Linked DNA regions of Mus musculus: region 2 is linked to region 1. A link is a contact called in ENCODE Hi-C or POLR2A ChIA-PET data. All regions are on one chromosome and are shown on one strand. The core of a region is the stretch at or near the end of the contact, and the rest is flanking DNA. Distances in the headings are between cores, read along the strand shown.

The links. A loop is a pair of places that touch in the nucleus more often than their neighbours do. ChIA-PET counts read pairs that join two places held with the same protein, here RNA polymerase II (POLR2A).
Region 2: a loop to region 1 is called in a map of gastrocnemius, with 4 times the contacts of the local background. The contact joins the promoter of Rnf146 here to the promoter of 9330159F19Rik in region 1. A Hi-C loop is called at or near these places in 1 of 37 maps with a recorded cell type or tissue (gastrocnemius). POLR2A ChIA-PET finds 5 or more read pairs at or near these places in 1 of 5 experiments (embryonic stem cell).

Annotation. Positions count from the first base shown.
Region 1 is chr10:29,210,347-29,212,931 of GRCm38, reverse strand. It overlaps 9330159F19Rik (RIKEN cDNA 9330159F19 gene), which reads right to left and starts at 1,289. Exons shown (of 6, transcript NM_001162537.2): 1 at 1,066-1,289.
Region 2 is chr10:29,361,145-29,363,729 of GRCm38, reverse strand. It overlaps Rnf146 (ring finger protein 146), which reads left to right and starts at 1,288. Exons shown (of 4, transcript NM_001110197.1): 1 at 1,288-1,766; 2 at 2,385-2,445. Gm30698 reads right to left here and starts at 2,334. Exons shown (of 2, transcript XM_030245425.1): 1 at 2,061-2,334; 2 at 1,107-2,026. The coding sequence starts at 2,334. The coding sequence ends at 1,221.

The DNA of each region.
Region 1 (2,585 bases), core at 40-2,539:
TCAAGTCCTTTACAAACATGAGGATGCACACTGCAGAAGGAATGTCAGAGACAGCAAATACTTCCAACTTCACAATTCTTAGAGGAAATCATTTGGCCTGGCAATAAGTTGCTCCCAATGAATTTTGTGGGATTAGGAACTTCTGTGCCTATACCTCAAAGTACTGTGTCACCTATCTTCAAAGTAATTCCCTCCCTTACTTTCCAGGTTATTTTCCACCACTGGAACCATTTTAAGCAATTAAGGAATCCTATTGCTCATGTGCTGTTCATCAGCAAATGCATCTATCCAGAGACCTCCCATTCGGTTTTATTAGAAGATTAAAATGAAAAAAAAATTCACTGCTGTTCATTGCTCTTTCTGCCTGCTCCTTGTTTTCTAGCAAGGTCAAAGAAATGCAGCACAAAGAATTCCAAAGAAGCCAATCTTGTTTTCTCATCGGGTCACCATCTTTATTCTTGGATCTCCTCATAGTCTCAATTTAAGCCACATGCGCATTAGTTTTAGTTCCCTTAACCAATAAGATACAAGCTTTGATTAAAAACAACTCTTGGTTTGCAGGAAACAAACACCAGTGTCTTTTAACTCACATTATGAAAAATACTCCTCCTGGAGTGTAATAGTAGTTTTGAATAAAACTACATTTTTTTTTAAATTACAAATTTCAAATAACAGAGAACTCACAGGTTGTAAATTTTATATCACAGATATTAAAAATAACTTCATCCCACCACAGACTGCATTCTAATAAATAGTTAATAGAAACTTACACTGAGCAACGTTTTTCTGAACTGCTGAGAATGAATGAGAAACAGTCTCAGGATGAGGATGTTGCTGTCAGTCCAAGCTTTAGAAATCCACCCTTAGCAGTTGAACAGCCCCTTCTCCAAGGCAGTTGAATCCCTTATGTACCCTGCCCACTGTTCGGAGGCCCAGCCACAAGCACAGCCAGGTCAGGAGATGCTGAAAACACACTTACTTAAATCTCATCTTTAATCTAAGATTCAGAAGCAGTATCCTGCTCTACCCAGTTTGCTCGTTCAAGTTTGCCAAGAAGAAACATACCTTCTTACACTTGGGGGTCGTCCTGCAGCAGGTCAGGCTCTGTGTGGCCAGTCTAGCAATGGCAGAGGTGGGGCAGAGAGCTAGTTGTCTTAAAGAACAGTCTCAGTGGTTCTTTTATAAAACAAAATCCATTCATCTTCCACAGTGGTCCTGACAAACGCCTTTGCAAATTGAACTTCAAAGAGCTACTCTGCTCAGTGTCACAACAGCAGCTGGGCTACTATGACGTCAGGGACTTGGAGGCGGCCTTAAGGCTGCTGCTTCCAACCACAGCTCTGTAACTTTAGAGCAGTTATATCCTCTGGGTAAACAACTCCAGGTCCAGGACATTTTTAACTTTTATAATGGAGCCTAGCATTTTCAAACTTGCCAGGAGAGATCTGCTTGCTAGCAGCACATGATGACAATTTAGATTTCTTTTATTTGGAAAGTAGACTCTTTTTTTAGGAGCAAGAACCATCCTCTTCCTCCATCCCCTCTCTTTCCCTCTCTCTCTACAGTGAGATGCAGTTTCAGTGTCTTTGTTAGTCTGGCCAGGGATGAAGTGGAAATGTGTGAGAAAAAAAAAAAGAAATACACACACACACACACACACACACACACACACACACACACACACACACACACCAGCAAGCATGAGTCAAAATGTATGTTGAAACATATTGAATGTTTGCCTTTATGCAAAATAGAAATGGGGCATATATATATATAGAGAGAGAGGGAGAGAGAGAGAGAGAGAGAGAGAGAGAGAGAGAGAGAGAGAGAGAGAGAATAGTGGTTTACTTTAGTCAATAAAGTCTTTAGGGCCAATATAGCAAATCAGTTACACTGAATTTTAAGTAATAAGCTCTTATCGTCAAGCTAAAGTTTTCCGACTGTACAATATAACAATGTGTCATTTGAAGCATGCCATAATTTCATGTTTTTGGTTTTTGTTGGTTTTTTTTTTTTTTTTTTTTTTTGCCTACCTCCAAGCTCCATCCCATAAGGAGCTAAATTGCTTAATAATGGTAAACTGGTCAGGGCAACCATATATTTATCTAATTTAGTCAACTGACTAATTAATTAGCATATAACATTGCTTAGCAAAACAGGCTAGCCTAAAACTCAATATTGCCTCTCAAACTGGTCTCAATTTAGTACAATCCTGCTTCAGTCTTCCATGTCCTGGAATTAGGGTCTTGAGCCACCAACTCCAGCTTCTTTACTTCCATAGAAGGACGTTATACAGGCAGAATAACCGAAAGAAATGCTTCCCTATGTTTAGAGAGCTAGGATTCATATTTCCAGGGGCAGCCACAATCGTCATAGTTACAATAGCAACACTAGTTATTCACTGGGAGCAGCTTTAAGCAAAGCTCTGTGCTAAGGATGTCAAGTGGAGCTTCGTGTCAGTTTACCACCTTAGCAACTGTCTGCAGTTTTATTCACCGGATCTTACTTATATCCATGGCTTAGAGAGCTAAAACATCTTGACAAAGCCCACAGAAAGACCTCTGAGAGGAGGAGCAGGACTTGGA
Region 2 (2,585 bases), core at 39-2,538, 150 kb before region 1:
GGGAGTAGATGAGCCCTCTCAGAATATTGTATTGGTATTACTGCTATTGTTTCTTCAAACTTGAATCTTGAAGAACAGGTCAAAATTTTGCTATTACTTTGCTACTATTATATACATATATTGTATACCACTGGAATTAAAAATAAAATGACATGATAGGGAACTAAGCTAAGATGGCATGTTTCTCAATATCTGTACATTAATTAAAGTTATAAAAATAGTATTACTTAGAAGAAAATGTATTGAAATAGCTGATACCAAGAGACATTTACACACAGTGTACCTGTTTCCCTAAAGAAGCCACAATTGTGTGGAAGATCCTGTGGACTGAATGGCTGGCTAAACTTTCTAACAGTGGTCCAGGAGAATGCTGCATACAAGAACATATATTTGTGTCCCTCCTCCCCCATAGCCCATAGTTGCCACAGTAACCATTTGCTACAAATTCCTGTATCTTCTGGCCTAACATCTTTGTTACTGTTTGGTATGCACTGTTGAAACCTAGCTAGCCAGTAGCTTCCATCAACATTTTTAATCCCCCCAACCCCTTCCCTCAATGGTACTAGGGATTGAACCCAGATCCTCAAGTAAGGTGAATCAGCCTCCTACCGCTAGATCCCTTTGAAATTAAGAATATTTTAACATCTGAAGCCTATGAAATAGACCCACATGCTTGCTCACATCGACTCACCTATTCAATGTCTTATCCCTTTCAACGTACATTGATGTACAACCTTTTCTCTTCAGGCTATAAAAGTTCATATAATATTTCCTATAACAACTGAATGAATAACCCGAACCCATGCTCTGGATTTACAGCTATTAATGTTAAGCAGATGAGCTCTTCCTTTGGATCAGTGGCCTTGAAACCCTATAAATAGGTGCACAGTACATTTTTCAGTCCTGAATTCAAACAGTGGATGTAACCTCAAAATGCAACATTGTTGCAAGCACAATGCAAACAGTTACAGAATGCGGAAATACTTTCAAAGGTGAAAAGGTTCTCTGGTCCATTTTGTGCAACTTCAAGTAGAGAAAACTGTTCTGAAAAAGATCATGTGCCGGTTAAAATGAACAAGGACTAGATTTTGATGTGTAACACCATATGCTTGCCATAAAACTAACCCATGAAATTTATTCTAGATTCGCGGGACGATTTCTTCTTCTAGCTTCCTATGCTGTTAGGGTTTAAAAGACACCCCAGCACACCCCCTCTCCCATTACATATCTGGCCATTTGTGAGGTGAATAAATTGGAGCATCTCGGGGACCATCCAGTCCACGCCGTGACTTTTCTTGTGCCTTTTTTGTATAAGGAACAAGCGGTAGTCTCTCCAAGGGCACGGCCAAAGGAAACATAGGACTTGACCCAAGGCTGAGTTTTGGAAAGGCTCTTCTTCCTGGTACTGAAGGTCTAGCTTCCTCCCACAAGCCACCTAGATGGACCTCCACCAGTTCAGAACCAGGAGGCCACAAGATGCGCCACGCAGAGGGTGAGGGAGGACCGGAACAGGGACAAGGAGCAGCCCGGTCGCAGCAAGGGACAGAGAAGAGCAGCAGCCAGCGTGGGGACCGCCAGCCAGGGCCGCCGCGCGCGGGATCACGGTGAGGGGGCGTGGCTTCCGCCGGCGCGGCCCCGCCCCTTGAGCGCCGGGCGGTCACGTGACGGCCGCGCGCGTCCCCGTCCGCTGCGGGCTCCGAAGCGGAGGAGAAAAGACTGCGAGGTGGCTGCGGCGGCGGCCGAGAGGTGGGCTCCGGGCCGGACCGGTGAGGAGCGCGGGGGGCCGTGGGCTGCGGGCCTCGGCGGGGCACTGCGGCTTCGTTGGCTGCGAGGCGGCGCTCGGAGTCCGCGGCGGGCGGCGGCGGGTCGGGGGCCGGTAGGACGGGGACGCCCTTGGCCAGCGCGGCCCGGACGGGCGCGCGGAGGGAGGCCGAGCTGGCGCAGCCCGGACTGTGACGGGCGCGGCCCCGGCCATTACTGCGCAGGCAGGCCAGGCTGCGGGCAGCTCCAGCGGGCTCGACCGGGCCTCAGTCGGCCACGGGCTGCATGCTATCTTCCGCCTGCCCTGCCGCCGCCGCCGCCGCCGCGGCTGTGCCTCTGGGTCTTGCCCAGTGCCCGGAGTCGTCCCCTCCTCCTCGCGCTGGCGGAAGCCGCCGAGCGTTCTTGTTTTGATGGCTCCCCAAACCCGAAACCAGCCTGAGGTGTCGGGATACCAGTTGGGCCTCCCAAGCCGGGTGCATCTTGAGAGCTCCGGCAGTCGCTTTGTTCTGCTTGCTGGATGTGGAGTTTTCTCCTTAACCCTCCACCCCATCTGAGAGCGCACGGGATCCCCATTGTTGTCACTGTCTTATTTTCTGGACTTTTTTTTTTTTTTTTTTTTAAAGAGAAAGGGCTATGTGACATTGTTTTTGAGGATGTGGAAATGGAACCGTCCTCTATAATTAGGTAAGATGTTTCCCCACTGTAAGTTAGCACACGCATTCTGACAACTACATTTTATCTGTGTATGTGTGTGTGTGTGTGTGTGTGTTCTTTTGCAAACTAGATGTGCACCTGGAGCTTGGGCATTGAAAGGCACGTATTGT